Regions from separate parts of the Homo sapiens genome. Here region 2 is linked to region 1. Evidence: chromatin contacts called from ENCODE Hi-C or POLR2A ChIA-PET data. All regions are on one chromosome and are shown on one strand. The core of a region is the stretch at or near the end of the contact, and the rest is flanking DNA. Distances in the headings are between cores, read along the strand shown. Region 1 holds the start of GGTLC1 (gamma-glutamyltransferase light chain 1). Region 2 holds the start of WAKMAR1 (wound and keratinocyte migration associated lncRNA 1).

Region 1 (5,663 bases), core at 907-3,406:
CCTGCCGAGACCCCAGAGCTGGCCTAGGGAGGTGGGGAGGGAGGGTGGGGAGGGGGCACAGGTCTCAGAAGGCCCCTGACTGTGGCTCTGACCACAACCCTCTGGCACCCACAACCTTCCGTGGCTCCCCAGGACCCAAGGGCAGGCCCAGGACCTTGCATGACCAGTCTGACTCCCTGTCTCTGTCGCATTCCAGCAACTCTGAATGTTTGTCTGCCTGGTCCTCAGCCTCCAGACCCTTGCTGCATTCAATCACTCATTCCTTCATGCAAAAAATATTTCTAGAGTTTGCACTGCATGCCTGGCACTGGGGAATCAATAGGAAACAGACACTTAGGTCCTGCCCTCATGCCAAGAAAAACAAACACACACAGCGAAAGTGCTGAAACCACAAGCCAGGTAAGGGGAATCAAGAGGCATGAGGTATGGGCAGAGTGGTTAGGGAGAGCTTCTCAGAGGAGGCAATGTGTGAAAAGAGCCTGGAATGTGGCCTAAATGGTCAGTGCAAAGGCCCTGAGGCAGGTGGTATAGGCTGGTGAGCGATAGGCAGAGAGTGAATGGAGTGGGGTGGGGAGAAAAGGCTGAAGATGCAGGCTGGGGCCCATCCCACAGGACATCCTAGGTCCCATAACAACTGGCTTTTGCTCTGTGCCATGCAGGCTTAGGGCAGAGGAATGAGCAGGCTGGGGAGTGTTTTCACAGGGTCCCTCTGGCAGCTATGACGGGGATAAGGATAAAGTCCAAAGGGGAGGCTGTGGGTATCAACCAGGCAAGAGATGATGGCCTGGGTGGGAGAAAGAGAAGAATCAAGGATGGCGCCGACTAGCGAGGTAAACTCTGCAGAAGGGGCAGGTTTGGGGATGGTCAGGAGCTTGATTTTGGATACTTCATCAGACCTGAAGAGCATGGGTGCACGTATAAAAAAAATAAATAAATAAGCATGGGTTCACGGGCAAGGGCGGGCTGAGAGATGAACATGGAGGTATTGACATTGAGTGGCTGCTGGATGCCATGAGCCTGGCCAAGGTCCCCAAGGCAGTGGCGAGGAGGAGATGAGGAGGTCAAGGAGGAGACAGAGAGGATGGACCCGAAGGCCGAAGAAAATGCCTCAAGGGAGTTTCAACACCGGGCGCGGTGGCTCACGGCTGTAATCCCAGCACTTTGGGAGGCCGAGGCCTGTAATCCCAGCACTTTGGGAGGGCGGATCACGACGTCAGGAGATCGAGACCATCCTGGCTAACACAGTGAAACCCCGTCTCTACTAAAAATACAAAAAATTAGCCGGGTGTGGTGGCGGGCGCCTGTAGTCCCAACTCCAGAGGCTGAGGCAGGAGAATGGCGTGAACCCGGTAGGCGGAGCTTGCGGTGAGCCGAGATCAGGCCACTGGAATCCAGGCTGGGCGACAGAGGGAGACTCCATCTCAAAAAAAAAAAAAAAAAAAAAAAGAGTCTGGCTCTGTTGCCCAGGCTGGAGTGCAGTGGCGTGATCTCGGCACATCACAATCCCTTCCCCACCCCCGGGTTCAAGTGATTCTTGTGTCTCAACCGCCGGAGTAGCTGGGACTACAGGCGCATGCCACCATGTCTGACTAAATTTGTATTTTTACTAGAGACGGGGTTTCGCTATGTTGGCCAGGCTGGTCTCCAACTCCTGAGCTCGTGATCCGTCCGCTCCGACCTCCCAAAGTGCTAGGATTATAGGCATAAGCCACCACGCCCGGCCTCTTTTTTTTCTTTTTCTTTATTTGGAGACTGAGTTTTGCACTTGTTGCCCAGGCTGGAGTGCAATGGCGCGATCTCAGCTCACTGCAATCTCCACCTCAGCAGGAGAGCAGGAATCTTCAGTGATCCACGGGCAGATCTGCCGCCATTGTGGGCACCTGTTCCTCCCGCGACCTTTGTGCCCGTGTCTCTCCTTCCAGTACCTATTGCATGACCCCCCACGTCCGCCTCCCGCCATTGCCAGCAAGTGCCTTGCGCGGGTACCTGGCTGCGCTTATTAATCCGTTAAGCTCACTCTGTCACCGGCGCCATTAAGTGCTCACGCGCCCACTCCCTCAGGTTTAAAAGGCGCGTTGCCCGGCAGCAGAAGAAACTGCTGGCTTCGCCTTTGGCCGAGTTGGCGGCTGGACGAGGACGCAGAGCCCAGCTCTCGAGAGTTCAAGCAACCGACGGTTCCCCAGGGCTCCCAGGAGCGGTTACCTGGGCACTCTGTGCCCCTCCTTCCTGTTCGGGCCCAGGCCTAGGACCTGCCAGTAGGGCTCAGTTGCCTGGAGCCGGTTCAGCCCATCCCCCAGTTCACTTTGCTTGTGGGATCTCCCCGTTGCTCCTGCCTGTGGACTGAGTGGCAGGCCATCCTACAAGCACCCGGACACTTGACATCAGTGGTGTCAAGACAACTCTAAGAAGGTTTTCCGTGATCCTGCAAGCCCTGCGTTCCTTCCTGGGATCCTGCTTTCAATTTGATTGCACAGGTACCACAGCAAGCCAGTGCTGTGTGCTCTGAGTTCCAGGGCGTCCTCCAGCTCAGCCACTCCACTGAGCACAAGGACTCTCTGTGGGGCCCAGGAGCCGGGAGTCACCCCTTTGGTGTCCAAAACACCCGGCTGTCCCCAGACTTGTGTCCAGGGAAGACAGTGTTGAGGGCCCTCAAGGAGAGCGGGGCAGGGATGCCTGAGCAGGACAAGGACCCTAGAGTCCAAGAGAATCCTGATGATCAGAGAAGGGTCCCCGAGGTCACCGGGGATGCACGGTCTGCATTTCGGCCCCTGCGGGACAATGGAGGCCTCTCTCTCCCTTTGTGCCCGGGCCCGGGCCTCTGCAGACAGACCTCCATACCCAGAGGTGAGAAATCAGATATAACCAGACATCCCAGACCTCCTGGACGAGCTCCTGCACCAAACGAAATGCCATCTCCAGCTCCTGCAGCTCCACGGGAGGCTTGCCGGGGCTAAAGCGGAGGAGGGGACCAGCCTCATCCCACAGCCAGCTGACCCTCAGTTCCTCAAAGACAGTGGGTGAGGACAGGCTTCAGGCTGTCTCTTCGGGTCACACCCAGTGTGAAAAGGCAGCAGATATAGCACCAGGGCAGACACTCACCCTCAGGAATGACTCCTCCATATCCGAGGCCTCTAGGCCCAGTATACACAAGTTTCCCCTGCTGCCATGCAGGCGAGGGGAGCCTTTGATGCTGCCACCTCCCTTAGAGCTGGGGTACCGGGTCACTGTTGAAGACCTGGACCGGGAGAAGGAGGCAGCATTCCAGCGCATCAATAGTGCACTGCAGGTTGAGGACAAGGCCATCTCGGACTGCAGACTCTCACGGCCTTCCCACACTTTGTCCTCACTTGCAACAGGGACTTCTGGTCTGCCTGCCGTTTCTAAAGCACCCAGTATGGATGCACAGCAGGAGAGACACAAGTCCCAAGACTGCCTGGGCCTACTGGCCCCCCTAGCACCTGCTGCAGAGGTCCCCTCTACAGCTCCCATGTCTGGGAAGAAGCACAGACCACCAGGCCCCCTGTTCTCCTCCTCAGATCCCCTTCCTGCCACCTCTTCCCACTCCCAGGACTCAGCCCAGGTCACCTCGCTGATTCCTGCCCCCTTCCCAGCTGCAAGCATGGATGCGGGCATGAGAAGAACAAGCCCTGGCACTTCTGCTCCTGCAGCCGCAGCAGCCCCTCCCCCCTCCACATTGAACCCCACGTTGGGGTCACTACTAGAGTGGATAGAGGCCCTTCACATTTCTGGGCCTCAGCCACAGCTGCAGCAGGTGCCCAGAGGTCAGAACCAGAGATCCCAGACCTCCCGGACCAGCTCGTGCCCCAAACGAAAGGCCATCTCCAGCTCCTACAGCTCTACGGGAGGCCTCCCGGAACGAAAGCGGAGGAGGGGGCCAGCCTCATCCCACTGCCAGCTGACCCTCAGTTCCTCAAACACAGTGAGTGAGGACGGACCTCAGGCTGTCTCTTCGGGTCACACCCATTGTGAAAAGACGGCAGATACAGCACCAGGGCAGACACTCGCCCCCAGGGGTGGCTTCCCCAGATCCCAGGCCTCTAGGCCCTGTAGACACAAGTTTCCCCTGCTGCCACGCAGGCGAGGGGAGCCTTTGATGCTGCCTCCTCCCTTAGAGCTGGGGTACCGGGTCACTGCTGAAGACCTGGACCGGGAGAAGGAGGTGGCATTCCAGCGCATCAAGAGTGCACTGCAGGTTGAGGACAAGGCCATCTAGGACTGCAGACCCTCATGGCCTTCCCACACTTTGTCCTCACTTGCAACAGGGGCTTCTGGTCTGCCTGCCATTTCTAAAGCACCCAGTATGGATGCACAGCAGGAGAGACACAAGTCCCAAGACTGCCTGGGCCTAGTGGCCCCCCAGCATCTGCTGCACAGGCCTGTAGTCCCAGCTACTCGGGAGGCTGAGGCAGGAGAACGGCATAAACCCGGGAGGCAGAGCTTGCAGTGAGCTGAGATTGTGCCACTGCACTCCAGCCTGGGTGGCAGAGCGAGACTCCGTCTCAAAAAAAAAGAAAAAGAAAAAAAAGTTCTTGTGACATTTGTGTATGAAATCAGCCTTCACTACATGGATAGGACCAGCACGCTTCCGCGGCACGACTCTGCAATCTTACTACATTTTTTTTTTATTTTGTATTTTATTTATTCCTTTTGAGACAGAGTCTCACTCTGTCACCCAGGCTGAAGTGCAGCCGAGATCTCGGCTCACTGCAACCTCCACCTCCTGGGTTCAAGCAATTCTCCTGTCTCAGCCTCCCAAGTAGCTGGGACTACAGGCACATGTCAAAACGCCCGGCTAATTTTTGTAATTTTAGTAGAGATGGAGTTTTGCCATATTGGTCAGGCTGGTCTCGAACTCCTGACCTCAGGTGATCGACCTGTCTTAGCCTCCCGAAGTGCTAGGATTACAGGTGTATGTTTATTTATTTATTTAAGATGGAATCTTGCTCTGTATTTATTAATTTATTTATTTGAGATGGAGTCTTGCTCCATCGCCCAGGCTAGACTGCAGTGGTGCAATCTCGGCTCCCTGCAACCTCTGACTTCCAGTTTCAAGCGATTCTCCTGCCTCAGTGTCCCAAGTAGCTGGGATTACAGGTGCCTGCCACCACAGCTGGCTAATTTTTGTATTTTTAGTAGAGACAGTGTTTCACCATCTTGGCCAGGCTGGTCTCGGGCTCCTGACCTCATGAGCCACCTGCCTCAGCCTCGCAAAGTGTTGGGACTACAGGTCTAAGGCACCATGCTCGGCCATATTTATTTATTTAATTATTTAGAGACAAAGTCTTGCTCTGTCACCCAGGCTGGAGTGCAGTGGCGCCATCTCAGCTCACTGCAGCCTCCGCCTCCGAGGTTTAAGCGATTCTCATGCCTCAGCCTCCTGAGTAACTGGGACTACAGGTACTCACCACCATGCAGGGATATTTTTTTCTATCTTTTTGTAGAGACACAGTTTCACCATGTTGGCCAGGCTGGTCTCGAACTCCTGACCTTAGGTGATCGGACAGCCTCGTCCTCTCAAAGTACTGGGATTACAGGCATGAGTCACCATACCTGGCCTCTCACTACATTTAAGTGATGCCATGGCTCATGCCTGTAATCCTAGCATTTTGGGAGGCCAAGGCAGGTGGATTACCTGAGGTCAG
Region 2 (5,619 bases), core at 1,265-3,764, 120 kb after region 1:
CCACTTCCCTGGGAACTCTCAAAATGAGCCTCCTGTCCACACCTGGAGCTCACCGCGTGTTTCTGTGTTGTGTAAAATTCAATCTTTGATCATAATGGGATTCACTTATAAATAAAAAATGCCACATGGCTGGCAGCCCCAACACTGCTAGAAATAATTACATATTTTCAAACATATGTGTAAGTTATGAAGTAATACTCTTTGAAAATGACTATTTCGTGAAAATGAAAACTTGAAACCTCTACAAACCGCTGCAACTCAGTGAAAACCAACAAAACGGCGAACGGTCAGACCGAAAGGGAAAGAAACCGAAGCAGTACTTAAAGGGAAGCGCGTGTTTGACATGTCTCTACTAGGGAAAAAGAAACACTGAAAACCAAAAAGCTACGCATAGGAGCCATAACCTAAGCTCAAAGAAAACAGGGCAAGAAGTAATAAAAATAAAAGTAGCAATTAATGAAAGAGAAATCAACATCATCAAAAGCTGGTTATTGACCGGTGAAGTTGAACCACCACAGTACAAAATTGATTGAAGAAAAAGTGAAAGAAACAATATTAGGAATAAAAACTAGTATATAATACAGATATAGCAAAGACTTAAATATGAATTTTAAAACAGGTAAAATTGACAAATTATTAGAAAACTCTAAAGGACTGAATCAAGAAGAAAAAGAACACTGAACAAAATCCTATTACTTTTGTTTTTAAATAAACTGCGTGAGTATTTAAGCCTTTCCCACAAAGGTTTTGCTTAGTTTCCCAGGCAAGTTTTTTAAGACTCATAAGGGCTCTTCCATGTGTACATTTGCCATGTGCCAGGTATTATTCTCATTGGCCTATGTGCATTAACTGATTTAATTGTCACTGGGACTCCACTTGCAGGTAGTGTTATTCTAATCCACAGATGAGTTAGCTGAGGCATGGGGGAGCTAAGCATCTTGCTCGTGGTCACACAAATGGCAGAGACAGGATCTGAACTCAAGCAGTCTGTGCACAGATTCCCCAACCCCAAAATGCCCTGGACACACAGATGATTTCCTAGGAAAAGACAATTTCCGACTTACAGAAACCTTTCCAGACCAGCTCTCCTTGTATTGAGGCTGACCTCTAACCCTGATGCCAAAAGCAGATAAAGAAAGGGAAGGAAAATTAGACCAATCTCTATCAGGAACAGAGATATAAATACATTTTCTACAAAATGTCTTTAAACAAAATACAGGCATGCACTGCAAAATGATGTTTCAGTCAATGAGCAAACCATGTGTATGATGGTGGTCCCATAAGAATATAATACAATATTTTTAGTGTACCTTTTCTATGTCTAGATATGTTTAGATACACAAGCACTTATCATTGTGTTACAATTGCCTACAGTATTCAGTACAGGGACACGCTGTACAGGTTTCTAGCCTTGGAGCAATAGGCCATACTATATAGCCTAGGTGTGCAGTAGGCTATGCCGCCAACATTTGTGCAAATGGACTCTATGGTGTTCACACAATGACAAAGTCGCCTAATGACACACTTCTCAGAATGTGTCTCTGTCATTAAGTGACATATGACTGTACTGCATTATATAAAAAAGATAGCACTCAACTAAATTGAGATTATTGAAGAAAGCAATTTTGTCAAACATTGGAAAATTATAACTTAAAAATAATATAGTTTGCCACTTTCGTAATGAAAGGGAAATGACCATATAGTTAGCTCAATGAAATCAGAAAAATCACTTGATAAATTTGATAAAAAATTCAAGGCAAAAACTCTTTTCAAATGAGAAATCACTGAAAAATTCTTAATCTCATGAGAGATACATACCAGAAAGGTATGAAAAAAAAAATTCCACTGAAGTGTGAAATGTCAGAAGCATCACCTGTTAAAATAGGAAAAAGATAAGGAAGGATCCCTACCACCCACCGTTTCCATTCTGTGCAGCACCTTCTAGCCAGAGTGACAAGACAAGCTCAGGCCCCAGGGACTAAAATAACAAAACTGCTATTATCTGCAAATGCGATTGTCTATATAGGAAATTCAAAGATTCTACAGACAAATTATAAGAAATAATAATTGAACCTAGCATTGTTTAATATAAAGATTATATATTAACATCTGTGGTATTCTGTACTCAAACAACTATTAGAAAATATAATTAAAATATTTCACTTATGGTGGCCAACAAATATAAACAGCCTATAATTTTTAATGTAAGACCGTAACATGAAAATGTATGACATTTTATTGAAAGTCATTATACAAGTCTTAAAAAAATGGAGAGACATACCATATTTGTAGCCAGAAATTCTTCATATTCTGGAGCTGTCAAATCTCTCCAAATTGATCATCCAGTATAATACAATTCCAACAAAACTTCACCAGGTTTTTCATGAGATTTGACAGGTTGATTTTAACCTGTGTGTAAGAGAGACATGGGTGAACTAGTTTCTTCCTATGCCTCCTCAGCAACTGACAGACTCCAGGCAGCTGGTATCTGTTCGCAGGTGTCCTGGCAGAAATCAGTCTCACTTCTCTGCCCCTGACCTGCAAAAGCTTGGCCCTGTGGTATGTCCCAGAGGTGTGCCTGGAACCTGATCTCCACCCATGCCTCCCAGTGGCACACAGGGCACATGGCAGATGTCCACTAACATCCCTGCAACTCCTCCGGGCACTGTTCCCTCCCCAGGGCTGGTGCCGTGTTGGCGGGGAAGCTGGTTTCACCTAGTTGAGGAGGAGCCTGGCCTCCTCTGTGCTCTGCTGAATCTGCCACGGTGCTCCAGGGCCAGATTCTCTCAGACTTGAGGGGCCCAGGGGGTCCTTCTCTCACTTTGCTAAGTCTCTGTGGGGAACAAAAGTGATGAGTTTTCCCTCAACTGGGCACCCTGCGCAGGTGACTGAGCTCTCCCTGCATAGGTGCCCTCAGTCACAAAGCGGCAGGGACCCAGCTGCCCCTTGCAGTGTCCTGGGGATTAAGTCGAATCTCTCAGGCTTTAGCAGGTAGAAATCAATGGTGGTTCTGGCCTCCACTACAGAGGAAAGCCGGGGGGATTCTAGATGAATTCAGACCATTATCTGACCCATTTCACCCCTTCCCTTCCCCACACAGGACTCTCTTCACCAGCAGGTGGTGTCCATCCCATGCTCACAGGGGAACCACCTGTGGGGTTCACCTTTCAGAAAGATGCCGTGGGCAAAAGCAGGCAGCCTCTGGGCCAACACTGCCCTGCCCCACACCAACTCCTCCCCTGGAAAATTTCTTCGCCTAACCCTCGAAATTGCCCTGGGGCCTCTCGGCAACCCTGTGCATGGGTCACCAGCTTCACTGGACAGATGAGGAAACTGAGGCCCAAAGAGGTGATGGGACAGTGCAGAGTGAGATCACCTCCCTGCCCTACAGAGAAGGCATGTAGCTCTGTCTCTAGGAGTCCAGACTGGGGGAGTTAGGGCAGGGAGCCCCGTGGGGAGATCAAGCCCGGAGCATGTCCAGGGGTTGTGATGCCAGAGAGCAAGTGGTGAGCCTGCACACGCTCTCCAGGGAGCATCGCTGTTCCCCTGGCTGTCTGCTCTCTCAGGGCATTCACAGAATCTATTTCCTCCACCTCCCCATGCCCAAGCGGTAAACTGCCTGTTTCCTGGTCCAGTCACCTTTGCGGGGTTGTTCTGTGCGTGCCTGAAATCTCTCCCCAGACACTTGGCTCCGTGACTGCCTCTCACTTCCTAATCAAACTAACAGGTTTCACATCCATGTGGTCAGAGAATGAGGAGGCAGAAGTAATCAACAGCAAATTGGCCAGACAGACTCAGCCGAGATGTCTCCGGGCAGCCTAATTCAAATCGTGGGTGAAGATGGACAGAGTGGAAGAAGAGAGGCCATTGCAGGGATACTCTGGAGTGAGTTAATAAGATTAGAGACTGGCAGCATCACAGTCGCCTGAGCCCAGATTCTCTTGAGCCCAGCAGAGCACAGAGGAGATGAGGAGTTCAGTTCAGAGCAGAGGGCTCAGGGCATGCAGCCCAGCAGAGAGTGCATGCTCCCAACTTCTAAACTCACAGGTCTGAAGGACTCGCACAGAAGCTCCCTCCCCAAGTCACAGGGAAGTGTGAGGCTCCTGGAGCTGGACAGCAGCAGCAGGGCAGCTGCTCCTCCAGTGCCTATGTTGACACATCTGAGGTGCTCTTGGTACCAACCTGAATTCGAGAACTGGAAAGCAGGAGGGTTGGGTCCTAGTCCAGTTCTGCCATAGCTAACTAGCTGTCTGGTTTTCTTCAAGTCACTTTGTTTTTCTGAGGCTCGACTGACTTTACTGGCTTACTCATAAAATGTAGCTTAAAAATAATAAATGCTATCCTTTTGAACACCAATATTCTGTTACCTGAAATATAAATTCTTCTGAATTAATCAGTGGCTCAAAAGTCTCTCTTCAATATGGAGTAAACACATGGGCTCACAGATGGGTCTTGTCCATCTTGGAGTGGTCAACACAGTTGAGTTTGTGCAGGGAGAGACCTCCCAGGCCTGGAGCCAGTGACCACGGGTATCACTGAGGACTGGCTTCCTCCAGACCCGGGCCTGGTATTTCACTTGCCTTTCTTCATGCCATTGCTACAACATAGCAGCGGTTCCTAGACCAGCAGCATCTGTGGACTTGTCAGAAACGCACATTCTGAGGCCTGCTCACAAAGGTACTCTAGGTTTAACAACCCCTCCAGGTGATTCTGACATTCAAGCTGGAGAGGAGCATGGACCACTGACATGGGTCACCATGCTCAATCTTTGCTGTCTATCCAGCTCACCTGTGCAGTTACCACAATCCCACATCTGGCCTTCTCCAGTCTGAAAGGCCTGGAGTTTTGAGGTTTGAAACTCCACAGCTGATTCCAATATGCACCAAATGTGGAGGACCTCAAAACTGGCTAATTTGGGCCATCACCACAGGTGTCAGTTTTAGCCCTCACAGACATTTCTTCCACTTTCTTGAGAGTACTTTGCCAAGGAGAGGGTTACTCAGGAAAGATAGGATTTAATCTCAGGTCTGTCCAGCTATTTCCACTAAACCAGTGATTTTCAAATCCAGATTTTGGAATCAGACACATCTAGGTTCATAGGTCAACTTGGCCTCTTGCCTCTCTTAGTATCCTCATATGTACAAGATGATTTGGTCCCACATGTAGGACAACTTCAAAGAATAGAGAAGAGAGTTCAAAATTAAGCACCTGGCATGTAACAGGCACCTAATTGGAGCATGCTGTTGTTGCTAAGAATACAGGACCACCTCTGAAATATTTCACCTGTACTCAATTCAAACTGAGTTAAGAAATGTTCACCTCTAGAGATATTTGATTTTTATTTTTTCTGGAACAAGCTGTCAGAGGCGTTGGAACCAGAGCAACTCCATCTTGAATAGGGGCTGGGTAAAATAAGGCTGAGAACTACTGGGCTGCGTTTCCAGAAGGTTAGGCATTCTAAGTCACAGAAGAGCTAGGAAGTTGGCACAAGATACAGGACCTTGCTGATAAAACAGACAGCAGTAAAGAAGCCGGCCAAATCCCATCAAAACCAAGATGGCCACAAGACTGACCTCTGGCCATCCTCACTGCTACACTCCCACCAGCGCCATGACAGTT

The links. Hi-C counts contacts between places; a loop is a spot of excess contacts on that map. ChIA-PET counts read pairs that join two places held with the same protein, here RNA polymerase II (POLR2A). Pooled maps may share reads with other maps.
Region 2: a pooled map shows a loop between it and region 1 (2.0-fold over the local background). The contact joins the promoter of WAKMAR1 here to the promoter of GGTLC1 in region 1. A Hi-C loop is called at or near these places in 14 of 168 maps with a recorded cell type or tissue (CD4-positive, alpha-beta T cell, CD4-positive, alpha-beta memory T cell, CD8-positive, alpha-beta T cell and 7 more) and 21 of 50 pooled maps. POLR2A ChIA-PET finds 5 or more read pairs at or near these places in 4 of 52 experiments (BJ, GM12878, PC-9 and 1 more).

What each region holds. Positions count from the first base shown.
Region 1 is chr20:23,986,623-23,992,285 of GRCh38, forward strand. It overlaps GGTLC1 (gamma-glutamyltransferase light chain 1), which reads right to left and starts at 2,157. Exons shown (of 6, transcript NM_178311.3): 1 at 1,987-2,157; 2 at 1-23. It also overlaps the pseudogene POM121L3P.
Region 2 is chr20:24,109,444-24,115,062 of GRCh38, forward strand. It overlaps WAKMAR1 (wound and keratinocyte migration associated lncRNA 1), which reads right to left and starts at 2,515. Exons shown (of 4, transcript XR_001754557.2): 1 at 2,282-2,515. RefSeq lists an enhancer at 3,364-3,864.